Linked DNA regions of Homo sapiens: region 1 is linked to region 2. Evidence: read pairs that join two places in POLR2A ChIA-PET (ENCODE). Cell type or tissue: GM12878. All regions are shown on one strand. Links, peaks and the distances in the headings refer to the core of each region. The heading gives the core; the rest is flanking DNA. Region 1 overlaps LRBA (LPS responsive beige-like anchor protein). Region 2 overlaps SH3D19 (SH3 domain containing 19).

The links. ChIA-PET counts read pairs that join two places held together with the same protein. Peaks named below come from ENCODE experiments on the same cell type or tissue, not always from the same donor. Only the 100,000 strongest peaks of a DNase experiment are listed, where the experiment ranks them.
Region 1: POLR2A ChIA-PET joins it to region 2 with 6 read pairs; 2 of 35 experiments call an interaction of 5 or more read pairs at or near these places.

What each region holds. Positions count from the first base shown.
Region 1 is chr4:150,880,176-150,888,709 of GRCh38, reverse strand. All of the region lies in intron 17 of LRBA (LPS responsive beige-like anchor protein), which reads left to right. Among named protein-coding and RNA genes, the nearest start is that of LRBA, 130 kb to the left of the region's middle. In GM12878, for the core only: no CTCF peak of the experiment used is centred there; a DNase peak (open chromatin) is centred at 3,309; H3K4me3 peaks cover 682 bases; H3K27ac peaks cover 234 bases.
Region 2 is chr4:151,160,956-151,169,209 of GRCh38, reverse strand. SH3D19 (SH3 domain containing 19) reads left to right here. Exons shown (of 20, transcript NM_001378122.1): 8 at 3,514-3,621. Among named protein-coding and RNA genes, the nearest start is that of SH3D19-AS1, 41 kb to the right of the region's middle. In GM12878, for the core only: no CTCF peak of the experiment used is centred there; no DNase peak of the experiment used is centred there.

The DNA of each region.
Region 1 (8,534 bases), core at 210-8,209, 280 kb after region 2:
TTCTATGTTGTTTTTATTTGAATTTTAAAAATATTCTCAAAATTTATATTTTGAGTTTGGAGTTTATCTCTTTGTGTAACTTTTTTGGTGGTTGCTCTAGAGATGCCAGTGTATGTAATTTCACAGTCTACCTAGTGTTAATATTTTACCTCTTCAAATAAAGTATAGAACCCTTGGAACTGCTCAGATCCCTTTAACTGCCTCAATTGTCCTTATTATGTCTGTATATACATAAGCGCCTCCAGACAGTTAATAAGTTTTACTTTTACTAGTTATATATAGCTTAAAGTTTTACTTTCACTAGTTATATATAGCTTAAAGAATTGAAGAGAGAAAAAAGTTTCTACTTTTATCCAGGTATTTACAGTTTCTTTTGCTGTTTATTCTTGAAGAACTTCCTTTAGAAGAACTTCTGCTGAAAAAGAACTTGTTGAGCAGTTTTGACAGAAACAATTTTTAATTATTTCTTCTGAAAATATATTTATTTGACCTTCACTCTCCAAGGATATTTTTGTTGTATGTAGAATTCTGTGTTTGTAATCATTTTTTTCCTTTCCTTTTTCCTTACCTTTTTCCTTTCCTTTCTTTCCTGTGTTTTTCTTCTGTTGGCTGGTGTCCATGGTTTCCAATGAGAAATCTGTGGTTATTGAAATCTTTCTTTGTTAAATATAATGTTCTAGATTTCTGCACTTGCTTTCAAGACATTTTCTTTAGGTTTTTGTTTTTTAGAATTGGGGTCTTACTATGTTGCCCAGGAACTCCTGGGCTTAAGCAGTTCTCTTGCCTCAGTCTCCTCAGTAGCTGGGACTACAGGCACACTTGACTGCATCCATCTCTCTCTTCCTCCTTTCATAGGTTCATTATGGTTTTCTTTGTGATTACTACCAAATTTGAGAAGTTGTAGGTTCTTTTTTTTTTCTTTCTTTTTTTTTTTTTTTTTTGAGACGGAGTCGTGCTCTGTTGCCCAGACTGGAGTGCAGTGGCCCGATCTTGGCTCACTGTAAGCTCCGCCTCCTGGGTTCATGCCATTCTCCTGCCTCAGCCTCCTGAGTAGCTGTGACTACAGGCGCCCGCCAGCATGCCTGACTAATTTTTTTGTATTTTTAGTAGAGACAGGGTTTCACCGTATTAGCCAGGATGGTCTCGATCTCCTGACCATCTGCCTGCCTCGGCCTCCCAAAGTGCTGGGATTACAGACGTGAGCCACCACACCCGGCCCGTGAGCCACTGCTCCCGGCCGGTTCTTATTTTTTCAATTTTTGCTTCACTTATATCTTTCTCCTTTCACTTTGGGTCTCCAAAGAAATAAGTATTAGATCTTCTGATAGAGTCAGGCAACTCCTTAAGCATTTGTTTAGTTTGTTTCAGTCTTGTTTTTTTTCAGATTGTAGTTTGTGCATAGAAACTTGATATGTATAATAAACTTGATCTTCAAATTTATGGACTTTTTCTTTGTGTTTTACATTTTGATATTGAACCCATCTCTTGCATATTTTGTTTCAGATAGTATGCATTTCAAGTCTAAAATTTCAATATGGTTCACTTTTATGCTTTCATTTTTGGATGAGAACTCTATTTTCTTTAATATTTTAAATTGACAATAATTGTACATATTATATGCAATATTGTGATATATTAATACATGCATATAACATATAATATTCAAATCAGGGTAGTTAGCATCTCCATCACCTCAAACATTTATTATTTCTTTTTGGAGAACTTTTTCAATTCATTTAGACTTTGTTAACCTTTATTTTCTAAAGCATAATTATAGTATCTCCTTTAAAGTCTTTGTGTGATAAGTCCAACATTTTGCTCATCTCATTGACATCTGTTGTTTGTGTTTTCCTATGAGAAACAGTCACATTTTCTTGGCTCTTTGTATGTTGCGTAATCTTCTAATGTGTCTTGAATATTGTGGGTCCTGGATGCATTAGAGCATAACTCTGGGCCCTGTTATAATCCTCTAACACATGTTTTGTTGTTGTTGTTTAGCAAATAGACAACCTGGTAAGGGTGGGGCTGCAAGTTCCACCTCTTCTCTGTGCATGATGTTTCCAGTGTCCCTTCATTTTTCAAACCTCTCTTACCCTACTTTGGGTTTTCTTTCATTCTTTGGTTTTTCCCCTTCGATCCAGGGAGACAGACTAGTTTGCCTTGTATTTTCCTCACATACATATGCTTCATTCAGGAATTAGGCTGAGAATTGGATGGTAATTAAATTTAGAAAGGTGTCTATTCTGATTTGGGTTTGTCCCACACCCATGCGTCTCTTGGGTGAGTTTGGGGTTATCACAGGTTTTTACACAGATTTAGAGAACCCTTTTCTCTTACTCTCTGCTATTTAGGATTCTTCCCCACACTTCTCCTATCTAGGACCTAATTTCTAGATTTCTCTAACTGGAAGCATAGTTTTTCTTAGAATTTTGCCACCCGAGCTTCTGACATCCAGCCCTGAAACAGGGGCAGATTCAGAAGAGAGAAAGGAAAAAAATGATTCTTCTATCCATATGAGTAATTCTCCAAGTTTTAACTCCCCTACACAATGCACCTGCTTTTGTTTAGTCTTCAGAGTACTTGGGAAGTTGATTTTTGTGTTTTTTTCCCCTATAATTTTATTAATATTTGGGACAGAGAGGCTTTATTGGGCTGACTCCATTTGGTTGGATCAAAATTCCCCTGTTGATTTTAGTTTTCTTCTTAAAGGTTATCTTTTATTAGTGGTTTTACAGTATATTCTTTCATCTTGGTGGGCTTTATTATTTCTTACAAGGCATATTTGCTAGCAATGAATTTTCTCAGTCTTTGTTCATCTCAGAATACTTTTATTTGCTTCCATTTTTAGAGGATACTTATCCTGGATATAAGAACTTAAATTGCAGTTTTCTTTCTGTTAGCACTTGACTGTCATCTCCCTGACCTGTGGACTCCATTGTTTCTGATGAGATGACAGCAATGAATTGCATTGTTGTTGCTCTGTATGTCATCAGTCATTTTTCTCTTGATGCTTTTAAGGTTTTTTTCATTGTCTTTGGATTTCAGCAATTTGACTGTGGTTTGTTTAGTTGTGATTCACTTTTTTTTTTGAGACAGAGTCTCCCTCTGTCACCCAGGATGGAGTACAGTGGCATGGTCTTGGCTCACTACAACCTCTGTCTCCTGGGTTCAGGTGATTCTCGTGCCTCAGCCTCCCAAGTAGCTGGGACTACAGGCATGTACCACTGTGCTCAGCTAATTTTTGTATTTTTAGTAGAGATGGGGTTTCACTGTGTGGGTCAGGCTGGTCTCGAATGCCTGGCCTCAAATTACCCGCCCATCTCAGCCTAAGTGCTGGGATTACAGGCATGAGCCACTGTGCCCGGCCTAGTGGTGACTCACTTTGTTACTTTCACTTCGGTGGTTTATTGAGTTTGAATCTGTAAGTAAATGTTTCGTCATTAAATTTTGGAAGATTTTATCCCTATTTCTTCAGATGTTTCTTTTCTGTGCCTTTTTTTTTTTTTTTTGGAACTCTTGTTACATCTATGTTGGAACACTGTATTGTCCTACAGTGTCTAAAGGTTGAATAATTTGTGTTCCCATTTTTTTCTCTGTTTTTTAGACTATATAATTTATATTGATTTATCTTTGAATTCACAGATTCTTTATTTGCCATCTGAGTCTCCTGTTGAATGCCTATAGTGAATTCCTTGATTTTTAAATGGTACTTTTTTATCTCTAGAATTTCCATTTGGTCTTTTTATACTTTTTTGAGAACTCATTGTTAATCTGTTTCATTCAATTATTTGAACATACTATTTTTTCATTTATTGAATATAATTTATTACAAGTCCTTAAAAATATTTGCTGAATCTAACATTTGGACCTTACAAGTTATTTTTGATTATTGCTCTTTTACTGATTATGGGTTATACTCTTTTTTGTTTTTTTGCATATATAGTAATTTTTGTTGAAAACTGGGCAACTCTAGACTTTTTTTGTTTTTCTATGGTTGTTGGTTTTTGTTTGGTTTTAAATAATTTGCCTCATTTAGTTTGCAGATTGTGTTTTCTCCACGGTCTACAGCTCTGACTTTTCTCTGCCCAGTATTTTTACTTTTTCCCTTTTTCTTTCCATAGCACTCTTAGGGTTTTCCATGTTTCTATATATCTTAGAGTTCAGTCAATGATTTAGCTACAGGTTCTGATAAAATTCCTTCAGCCCTTAGGCCCACTGTGTTGATCTGTATATTTTTAGGGATTGCATTCAAAGTTGTGGCTACTTATCTAGTCTCTCTTGCCTTCCCTTTTTCAGTTAGTGACCCAGGTGTCTCCTGGATATAGGTACTTTCTCAATCAGCTATGTCTGTGTGGAGTACTTATCTCAATCTTTCTATGGTTCTCTTTTAATATCTCCCTAGTAAATATCTAACTGGTCTGCTGTTCCCCCTGAATTGTGCCTGTATCTCTGATCTAGCAAAGCTGCTGGTTTCTCCCATTGATTCGTAACCAAGTCTGCCACTTTTAGCTGGAGAACTGCAGTTTTCATTTCTTACCCTGAATAGGTTTGCCCTGTTTGAAAGCAACAGTGCTACTTTTTACTGCCAGCCCCCAAATGGTAAAACTACAGTTCTTACCAACTAAACTGGGGTGGTAATGACAGGAGTAGTCTCATTAATAAGGCCACTGACTCCTGATATTCTTACCTGAATTTCTAGCAATTTCTCAACAATAAATATTTTTCAGTGAAAATTTTTTTCGGTTTTATTCCTGTCTTTTTTCATGGAGGGAAAATGCTGACTTCCATGTTAGCATCATTATTCCCCCTATTTTGCTTTTATAGTATGTTTTAATTTTTGCTACTTTCTCAGTCTTTTATTTATTACTGTGAAGAAATAAAAAATTTCTAATTTGGACTAGTATATAGAAATGTGAAGATTTAGTCCCATTTAAATTCAGTTCAGTTACTTAAACTGGGTAGAAATATTTATTAAATGTTTATATTAGTTATGTAGTTTAAAATGATTTTTGAATGATGGATAGTTCCCTTCAATCTAATTGGAGTTCTTTGAAAGTATTCTTTGGGTCCAAAAATTCAGTATTTACATTTTTTAAATTATGGATTTTTGTTTTCGATGATTTAAAAAGAGAGATGGTGGAAGGTCGGGGAGAGACAGAAAATTCAAACTAGACATTGATACATAATTTCAGTACCTGTTTATGATTACCTTGGTACTTAGTATACAGTAACATAATTTTTTTGTTTTTTGAGACAGCGTCTCACTCTGTCGCCCAGGCTGGAGTGCAGTGGTGCAATCTCGGCTCACTTCAACCTCCACCTCCCAGGTTCAAGTGATTGTCCTGCCTCAGCCTCCTGAGTAGCTGGTATTACAGGCGCCCACCCCCATGCCTGGCTAATTTTTGTATTTTTAGTAGAGACACGTTTCACCATGTTGCCCAGGCTGGTCTTGATCTCCTGACCTCAAGTGATCTGCCCATCTTGGCCTCCCAAAGTGCTGGGATTACATGCGTGAGCCACCACTCCCGGCCTAGAACCATAATTTTTGAAGGCCACCATGAAAAAAACAGAGGTGAATTAAGAAAAGGTTTCATATTAACTGAAAGTTAAATGGGGGTGTAAGCACAGTCTCAAGTGGAGAAAATTGGAGGGGGGATGGTCTTTATTGGTGACAGATAATATAGGCATGCCAAACTGTGTCATAGTCATCAGTAACATTTCCAAATTGGAATGACAATTTAATTTTCATCAAATGACAGAAATTTTCACATTCAGTTATTTAATATAAATTTTTCTCTACCATGAAATCATTTAAACATTAGCTCTGATATTGAACTTAGGTCAACAGCTTGGAAGACTTATCCTTCCTTAGAAGTGACTGTGTTTTCTGACTCAGTGTCAGTCTCATCATATGCCCTGCTTAAATTGTTATAAATTTTTAATATTTGAGTCTAGTTAATGATCTGTTATCATATTTTTAATATCTGTGAGCAGATTGAAATCATGTTACTATTCAGATTATCTTTTTGGGCGTTTCTCTTGCCTGAATTATATTTTCTGCATTGAAAATATACTGTACATACCATAGTATATTTCAATTCAAAAATATCCATATCTATTTCTTTAAACATGTAAGCATAGTCAAATAGATTGCATGAAAATATTTCCAGATTTGAATATTGTTCTTCATGGGTTATTTTTGTTATCTCCCTTACACTTTTCTTTATTTCCAAATAGAGAATAAACATTTATTTATTGTTTTATGATTAGATAAATATATAAATTTCATTGAAGCACTACAGGATTTTTCCTCCCTTTAATGTGTAAAGTATTTTTTTGTGCATTAAATAAGAACAAAACTATGGTCAAAAAGCAAAATAGGCCCATTTAACTTTTACAAAATTTACTGCTGATGTTTAGCAGATAAACTAGTTTGATTCTGCTTTGGTTAGAAGTGTTCAAAATTTAAAAATTTTTTGTAGGATAACTATTAGGTTCATAGAATAATTTCAGGTTCTTTTGATCTTCTTGTGTTATTAATCCTAATAAAACATTATTTGAAAGTACATAGACAATGTCTAGAGTTTATCTTTTGAAAAAATTATTGTGATTTTTTTTTTTTTGAGACAGAGTTTTGCTCTTGTTGCCCAGGCTGGAGTGCAATGGCTCCATCTCAGCTCACTGCAACTTCTGCCTCTCGGGTTGAAGCGATTCTCCTGCCTCAGCCTCCAGAGTAGCTGGGATTACAGGCATGTGCCACCACACCCAACTAATTTTGTATTTTTAATAGAGACAGGGTTTTGCCATGTTGGTCTGGCTGGTCTCGAGCTCCTGACCTCAGGTGATCCGCCCACCTCGGCCTCCCAAAATGCTGGGATTACAGGTGTGAGCCACCGCGCCCAGCCCTATTGTGATTTTTAACCGTAGATATTTGTGAGTTAAGCTATAGCAAGGATAGTTTTTTGATACGTTAAAATATCTTAGTGTGTTACAGTTTTTATTTTTATTTATTATGTATTTATGTTAATAATTCCCACCTTTATCTTAGATTCAGGGGGTACATGTGCAGGTTTGTTACATGGGTATATTGTATGATGCTGAGGTTTGAGGTATGATTGATCCTGTCACCCAAGTACTGAGTATAGCACTCAATAGTTAAGTTTTTCAACCTTTTCCCCCTTCCTTCTCTCCTTCTTGTAGTCCTCATTGTCTATTATTGCCATTTTTATGTCTATGAGTGCCCATTATTTAGCTCCTAGTTATAACTGAGAAGATGTGATATTTGGCATTTTGTTCCTGCATTAATTCACTTAGGATAATGACCTCCAGCTGCATCCATGTTTCTGCAAAGGACATGATTTTGGTTTATTTTTATGGCTGTGTAGTATTCTTTGGTGTATATGTATTACATTTTCTCTATCCAATCTACCGTTGATAGAAACCTAGGTTGATTTCATGTCTTTGCTGTTGTGATTAGTGCTGTAATACACATACGAGTGCATGTGTTGTTGGTAGAATGATTTATTTTATTTTGGATATGTACCCGGTAATAAAATTGCTGAGTTGAATGGTAGTTCAAAGTTTTTTGAGAAATCTCCAAGCTGCTTTCCACAGAGGCTGAACTAACTTACATTCCCACCAACCTTTTCTCTGCAGCTTTGCCAGAATCAGTTGTTTTTTGACTTTTTAGTAATAGCTATTCTGACTGGTCTGAGATGGTATCTCATTATTTTGATTTGCATTTTGCTGATGATTAGCGATGTTAATTAAGCATTTTTTCATATGTTTGTTGCCTGCTTGTATGTCTTCTTTTAAGAAGTGTCTGTTTGTGGCGTTTCCCATTTTTTAATGGGATTGTTTTTAGCTTGTATAATTGTTTAAGTTCCTTATAGATTCTGGATATTAGACCTTTGTCAAATGCACAGTTTGTCAGTATTTTCCCATTCTGTAGATTGTCTGTTTACTCTCTTGACAGTTTCTTTGTACCTAAGCGCTTAGTTTAATTGGGTCCCACTTGTCAATTTTTGTTTGTATTGCAATTGCTTTTGAGGACTTAGTGATAAATTCTTTCCCAAGGCTGATGTCCAGAATGGTGTTTTCTCGTTTTTCTTCTAGGATTGTTCTAATTCGATGGCTTACATTTAAACCTTTAATCCATCTTGAGCTAAAAGGTTTTTTTTTTTTTTTTTGGAGACAGGGTATTGCTCTGTTTCCCAGGTTGGAGTGCAGTGGCACGATCACAGCTCACTACAGCCTCTGCCTCTGCATCTGAAGCGATCTTCCCACCTTGGCCTCCCAGGTAGCTGGGATTACAGGCATGTGCCACCATGCCCAGATGATTTTTGCGTTTTTTGTAGAGACAGAGTTTCACCACGTTGCCTAGGCTGGTCTCAAATTCCTGGGCTCACGTGATCCACCCACCTCAGACTCCCAAAGTGTTGGGATACAGGTGTCAACCACCACACTTGGCCAAGTTTTGTATGGTGAAAGGTAAGGGTCCAGTTTCATTCTTCTGCATATGGCTAACCAGCTAT
Region 2 (8,254 bases), core at 255-8,254:
AAATGAGAGAGTGAGTAAGCTAGGACACTTTGAATACTTCATAAGTTATACCTATGCTACTTCAATTTAAATCCTTCAGGTTAAAACAAAAAATGATTGGACCCTTTAACAGAATAGGTGAGATCTGCCCACACTGTGTGCAGGATTTGGGTCAGGATTTCCTGAGGCCATTCTTCCCACAGCAAGCACGTTTTGGATGCCCCCTATGTTCAGCCCCTCAGGGGTGCTGATTGTCCTCTTTTCTCCTTTCCCTGCCTGCCCCTACCCCCATCCATGCCCTCACTTGTGAAATGTGAGTGTGTAGGTCTTATACTGGCCCAGAATTTAATTTGATTTGGGAAACAATTTAAGTCATTACATGCTCAAGATTTTCTTCCCCCTTCACACCCACCCAAAAAGCATCATTGACTAAAATTTTAAACTAATAACCAACAGGGTATTGATACCAAAAGCAGCTGTTAAAGAAATAGCACTTCAGGCCAGGCACAGTGGCTCACACCTATAATCCCAGCACTTTGAGAGGCCAAGGTGGGAGGATCACTTGAGCCCAAGAGGTCAAGACCAGCCTGGACAACACAGTGAAACCTCATCTCTACAAAAAATAAAAATTAGCCAGGCATGGTGGCACATTCCTGTAGTACCAGATACTCAGGAGGCTGAGGTGGGAGGATTGCTTGAGCCCAGGAGGTTGAGGCTGCAATGAGTCGTGATTGCACCACTGCGCTCCAGCCTGGGTGGAATGACAGAGTGACACCGTGAGACAGAGGGAGTGGGTGAGAGTGAGACCGTGTCTCAAAAAAAAAAAAAAAAGAAATGCTACTCGAAAGATAAGACACCGTGAATGATTATTGGAAGAACTATTCAAATATGTAAAATCCAGTTTTTGGAAAGACAATGTCACCTGCCTCACCTGCTGCACTCATGTTTCCTTCTGCAACCTGCTTCCCTTCTGCCCACAACTGAAGTTCCTCACCTTGTTCTGCTTTTTCATTTTTCAATATACTTCTCACCTTTTTCAATATACTTCTCACCTTCTAATAAACCTCGTGAATTGCTTATCTGTTACATGTATTGTTTCTTGTCTCGATCTTCCTGCTGGAATGCAAGCTCCATGAAGGCAGAGTTCTGTGCTTTGTTCACTGCTATATTCCCAGCACCTAAAATAGTGTTTTGTTTTGTTTTGTTTTTTTAACTAAAAAGTAAAGTTTAATGTTGAAAATGCAAACTTGGGGAAGACAGAAAAGATCACACACAAGGCTGTCACTTCACACTTGGAAGGTTGCACAGCGGCCGGGCAGAGGCGCGCCTCACTTCCCAGACGGGGCAGCCGGTAAGAGGCGCTCCTCACTTCCCAGACGGTGGGGCGGCCTGGCAGAGGCGCTCCTTACTTCCCAGATGGGGCGGCAGCCAGGCAGAGGCGCTCCTCACTTCCCAGACGGGGTGGCCAGTAAGAGGCGCTCCTCACTTCCCAGACGGTGGGGCGGCCGGGCAGAGGCGCTCCTCACTTCCCAGATGGGGCGGCGGTCGGGCAGAGACACTCCTCACGTCCCAGACAGGGCGGAAGCCGTAAAATAGTGTTTAATGCATAGCAGGCACCCAGTCAATATTGAATGAACAAAACTGCTACAAAGAAATTGATATAAAAGTGCTAAGAAATTGATATAAAACTACAAAGAAATTGATATAAAATGATCCTGGGTTTGTTTTTCAAAATATTTATATAATAATAATACATGTAATATTTATAGAAAATACATGGACAGATATACCAAATTTTAGACAATAATTAATTTTAGAGAGATGAGATTACAAGAGGTTTTCTTTTTCTATTTTATATAATTCTTAATGTTTCTCACTTTTACAACAAATATTTCTGTGAAGTAAAAAAAGTACTATTATACTTGTTATATATTTGTTATAATAAATTAAAGAATTAAGGAATTTGGTTAAATCTAAAAACAGGAGCTTTGTTTTATGGGTGACATAGGTCACAGTGGAAAAAAGTTATATTATTAATATAGTAGTTTTTTTTTGAGTTTGATGACATTCTTTTGATAATCTTGAGTTGGTTTTTTTAACGTAAGACTAGCCTCACTCACTGTGAGCTGGTAAGATTCCACAGAGGAGTCATCTATTTTTTTTTTCCTCAGTAGCATAATAATAATTTTAGCTAGCTTGCCATCTGGGGACCCTTCCTAAGTGGTAGATAAGAAACTTAAAATAGGATTGTACTTTACCATCATATTTCCCCACCCAGCACTGTTACTGGCATAAATATGTGAGCAAGTGACTGGTGAGAGAGTGATGCCTTTGGCAGGGTATCTGATGGTGAGATCGACTGAGAACTGAGTGGAAGAGAAGGCGAAGTATCAGATTGCCAAAAGGGCTTTTATTCTTAGCTCAGCCCTTCACGTATCCTGCAAAGAGCTGCTCAGCAAAAGGTGCTTATTGAATTACACCTCATAACAGGCAGAATTTGAATGCTGTTCATCACAGGAGCTATGGAGTGCATAGTTTTATAGAGAGTATCTCCCCGCAGGCAAGATACATAGAACAGGTGCAGAATTACAGCATATACTCATTTCGCCTCTTGTTAAATAAAAGCAAAGACAGTCTCATGCGATCCTGTGTGCTGAGTAGAATATCCATTATAGAGCATTTTCTTTTATTTTTGTTAATATTTTTACTTGTAGATTTCCCATTAAAAAAAAAAAAGTATAGTCATTTTTCCAAACCACTAAAAAGGACACTTATATTAAAAACTGTTTCAGTAAAAAGGTTTACAGCCATGCTTTTGTTTAAAGTATTTCTCCTAAGTATATACTGTCCATTTAAAATATTGGGTTGGCGCATTACTTTCAATGACAACCACTGCAATTACTTAATAAATCGGTTAAGATGGAGGAATGCCGAGTCATATATCCTTCCCCCAAAATTAAATATTTGAAGGGATATGTCTTATTTTATTTCTGGGATAGAATGTTTTTCATTTTCATGTTACTGAAGTGTAGTTTTACTAAACTACTAAATCGGAGACTGCTAAGCACCTTCCCTGTGCCAGGCACAGCACTGGGTAGGGTGAGGGCCCTGGGAGTAAATATTCTGGGACAGGCACAGGGGGTGTACAGGGAAAGAGTCTTTCCTCTCTGTGGCATCTGGGAGGCTTTAGGATGTGGGAAAGATGGTCTCCTCATCTCAGTTGCCCCTCATTTTCAGGCAGACACGTATGAAATGATTACACTCCCCTGAAAGATCAGCTTCTACATAATTCAAGATCATCCTCAATCTCTCTCATCAGAGAGGAAGAAAAGCCGCATGAATTATTTACAGAACACTAAGTTATTTCCTTTTATGAGCTCCAACTTTGTTTTTGTCTCTGCAAACTGAGATTTTGTTTATCCATGAATAGTTTCCCCAGGGGCATGAAAAATATGACTCTTAAATTATGAATGAGGTTTTTTGTTTCAGTCCATGTTAACTAAAACATGCAAAATAAACTATGTTTTTCATTAGATCCCTTTCAGCTCCCTGCAAAAACAGAACCAATAAAAGAACGAGCAGTTCAACCAGCACCCACCAGGAAGCCCACTGTAATTCGAATTCCAGCCAAACCAGGAAAATGTAAGCACTTCTCTGCTTTCTTTATTAGCTTCTTCAAGAGGCTGGGAGAAATATATGCTAATTTATCAATGTCTGCTTTTGAAATTATGTATAATCTGCCATTCATAGTCAAAGCTATTTAAAAGCAAATTGTTTTTTCACAATTCTTCGAAGAATTAGTTCAGTAAATTTGGATTTCCCTTTCCCCTTCGCTTCCCTTTCCCTTTCCCCTTCGCTTCCCTTTCCCTTCCCTTCCTTTTCCTCTTTTTTTTGGGAGTCACGCTCTCTCACCCAGGCTGGAGTGCAGTGGCACAATCTCAGCTCACTGCACCCTCTGCCTCCCGGATTCAAGCAATTCTCCTGTCTTAGCCTCCTGAGTAGCTGGGACTACAGGCACACGCCACCACACCTGGCTAATTTTTGTATTTTTAGTAGAGATGGGGTTTCACCACATTGGTCAGGCTGGGGATTTCATTTTTCTTTAATGTTGTCTTTAGACAGAGAATAGAGGGAAACTGAAATTTAGAACAATTGTTATATCCCATGTTAACACCTCTGGTACAGATTTGGTGGGAAAGTAATCTAAACTAATAGCAAATAAAGGTGTATATGTCTATCAGTCAGGAGTATATTATTGCAATCAGCATAATCTCAAATATGGCTATGTGTGAATTCGGTGAAGAGCAGTAACCAAAGCTTTAAATAATAGTTTATAAAAATACTTCTTAAATTGGCCAGGTGCAGTGGTTGATGCCGGTAATCCCAGCACTTTGGGAGGCCAAGGCAGGTGGATCACGAGGTCAAGAGATCAGGACTATCCTGGCCAACATGGTGAAACTCTGTCTCTACTAAAAATACAAAAATTAGCTGGGTGTGGTGCTGCGCGCCTGTAGTCCCAACTACTTGGGAGGCTGAGGCAGGAGAATCACTTGAACCTGGGAGGCGGAGCTTGCAGTGAGCCGAGATCGTGCCACTGCATTACAGCCTGGGTGACAGAGCGAGACTCCATCTCAAAAAAAAAAAAAAAATTAGTGTAACGTTACATTTTGGTTTACTTCCTTACTTGATTTTTTCCTTACTTGATTTTTTAATAGTATAACAAATGAAATTCTATAGGAGCTTTAATAAGTACTTCAAAAAGAAATCTGATATTTATTATAATGGGAAAGCCACAAGGGCCAGAATTATTTATTTTAGGCACCAGATTATTAAAAACTGTGATTAAAAGGGTGTTTGTGTATGTGTACACACACACACAGTGGGTTCCAGAGCAGTTCATGGCACTGCTTGGAGTGATCACACAGCTTTCTCTGCGGGCATCTGATTTCATTTATGCCTGCAATGCCTTTATATCATAGCCCGCATGCATTCTTTCCTTTGTCTAACAAGAGATTCTGCCCACTTCATTCCTCCTAAAGCAGAACAAGCATTCCACTCTTTCACCTGTAGCACCCAGGATTGTATGCAGGCATATTCCCTTTATTTTAGGAGTTTGGTTTCTCTATAAAGCACTACCCAGAAGGATCATCTTGGTTTCAGTTTTTTGATGATTCTGTTACTAACTGATGGCTCTCAGCCAAGTAGCAAGAAAATTGAATTGAGTTGCTATGAAGAATGTGGAGGAGAAAAAAATCTAAGGTATCAAATTCTGGTTCTAGTTTCTTAGGAAGTTATATTTTATTTTTTTAGAGGTAATATTTTAATGTTAGATTTAAAAACCAGTGGTAGGCCAGCCATGGTGGCTCACACCTGTAATCCCTGCACTTTGGGAAGCTGAGGTGGGCAGATCACTTGAGGTCAGGAGTTCGAGACCAGCCTGGCCAACATGGTGAAACCCCGTCTCTATCAAAAATACAAAAAAGTTAGCCAAGCATGGTGGCACACACCTGTAATCCCAGCTACTTGGGAGGCTAAGGCACAAGAATTGCTTGAACCCAGGAGGTGGAGGTTGCAGTGAGCGAAGATCATGCCGCTGCACTCCAACCTGGGCAATAGAATGAGACTCCATCTCAAAAAAAAAAAAGAAAGAAAGAAAGAAAAAACTGGCAGTATATTTCTTTTGACAATATTATATAGCCCACAAATCAGTAAAACGATAGCTCATTGGGTTGTTTGCCTGTTTGCTATTACTTTGTTAAATGTATTCTGGATTTTAACAAGTATAGTAACATATAATAATAAGAAATTTTGCCTGGGTTTTAAGTAATACAACTTTTACAGAAATTAGTAATAAATACAAATTTTTAAATTTATTCATCTGTTGTGTCATTGTCCCCAAGACCACCCCCAGGTTTGATGATTCACTAGGAGGACTCACAGGACTCAACAGATAGTTGTATGTATGGCTATTATTTATTATAGCAAAAGTATATGAGGCACAATCAGCAAAGAGAAAAGGCAAATGTGGTGAAGTCTGGAGGAAACCAGATGCAAGCTTCCAAGAGTCTTCTACTGGTGGAGTCAGAGGACATATGTAACTCCTCCAGCAATGAGTTGTGATGACAAGTGTGAAATGTCAACCAGAGAAGCTCACTACTGATTCAGTGCCCAGGGTTTTTATTGGGGGCTGGTCAGGTAGGCACTCCTAGAAATTTTGGCACTTACCAAAATTCCAGATTCCCAGAAGGAAAGCAGATGTTCAGCATAAACCATATATTCTGTTTTATCAGTTTTGAGGATGGCGAGAACTGTCCCAAAGTCCAAGTTCCTATATGCCAGTCAAAGACCAATCCTGTGGCTGGGTGTGGTGGCTCATGCCTATAATTCCAGCACTTTGGGAGGCAGAGGCAAGTGGATCACGTGAGGTCAGGAGTTCAAGATCAGCCTGGCCAACATAGTGAAACCCCATCTCTACTAGAAATACAAAAATAAGCCGGGCATGGTGGCATGCGCTTGGCTGATGCAGGAGAATCGCCTAAACCCAGGATTTGGAGGTTGTGTTGAGCTGAGATCACGCCATTGCCCTCCAGCTTGGGCAACAAGAGCGAAACTCAAAAAAAAAAAAAAAAAAAGGGACCAATCTTGTAAGTAGGACTTTCTAGGGATAAAGTTTCAGACCTGCTATGTTTACTTTTTCTGCACACTTGTAAACTGCATTAATAAGCTTTGAAATCCTGAAAAGGATATGCTGAGGAAGCAGCTTTAATTATTATCCTGACAAAGCTCCAAGAACTAGTAGAAAATTGAATTCTAGGAGTTCGAGACCAGCCTGGCCAACATGGTGAAACCCTGTCTCTTCTAAAAATATAAAAATTAGCCGGGCTGCAGCCATAAAAAAGAATGAGTTCATGTCCTTTGCAGGGACGTGGATGAAGCTGGAAGCCATCATTCTCAGCATGCTAACACAGGAACAGAACTAAACACTGCATGTTCTCACTCATAAGTGGGAGTTGAACAGTGAGAACACGTGGACACAGGGAGGAGAATATCACACACCGGGGCCTGTTGGGGAGTTGGGGGCAAGGGGAGGGAGAGCATTAGGACAAATACCTAATGCATGCGGGGCTTAAAACCTGGATGACGGGTTGATAGGTGAAGCAAACCATCATGGCACATATATACCTATATAACAAACTTGGGTGTTCAGCACATGTATCCCAGAACTTAAAGTAAAATTTTAAAAATATTCTTTTAAAAAATGAATACATAAAAATAAAGGCTCAATTAAAAAAAAAGAATTTAGCCAGGCATGGTGGCACACACCTGTAATCCCAGCTACTTGGGAGGCTGAGGCAGGAAAATCACTTGAACCCAGGAGGCAGACGTTGCAGTGAGCCGAGATCATGCCACCACATTCCAGCCTGGGTGACAAAGCGAGACCTCATCTAAAAAAAAAAAAAAAAAAAGAGGTATGAATTGAACAGTGAGAACACTTTGGCCACAGGAGCACACCAACATGGCACATATATACATATGTAACAAACCTGCACGTTGTGCACATGTACCCTAGAACTTAAAGTATAATTAAAATATATATATATATATATATATGTATAAAAGACAAAAACAAAGTGAGGAGGACTTTCTGCTTTAAATGGCAGGTAATTTATACCCAAAGAGGGTATTTTAATTCATCATTAAGCTCCTCTTCAAAGAAAAAAAGTAAGTTGAATTCTATACTGCCAAATGTAGGAGAACTGAAATGACAGAATGATTTCTAGAGAGTTATTTCTATTTATACCAAAAATCAATTCCTCAGAATTTTATTAATATAATAATGCATATATTCTGTGGAGGAAAAAGAATGAAACTTTGGTGTCTGAAGAATTTGGAATGGTCAAGGGAAAAAGGGGATAGCTTCGTGGTGCAAATGTCCTTGATCTTATTTGAACCTGTCAGCTCCTTTCCCCGGGGCCTGTTTCTTCTGACCAGGTTGTCCTTTTCCCAGATGTCTGCAAGGCTCCCTCCCTCACCAATCCTTCAGGTCTTTGCTCATTGCCACTTTTTCTCAGAGACCTTCCCTGACTACATTATTTAAAATTGGAAATCTCCTACCTCCACATCCCACACATACTCACACCAGATACTCCCTGTGTTTCTCCTTCCAGTAAGCTATCTCCTTTCTACTTTCATATTACTGGCTTATACTCTTAAATATTTGTCACGACAGTATTATACTCTATATGATTAACTATTTCCTTGTAAGAATAAGGAA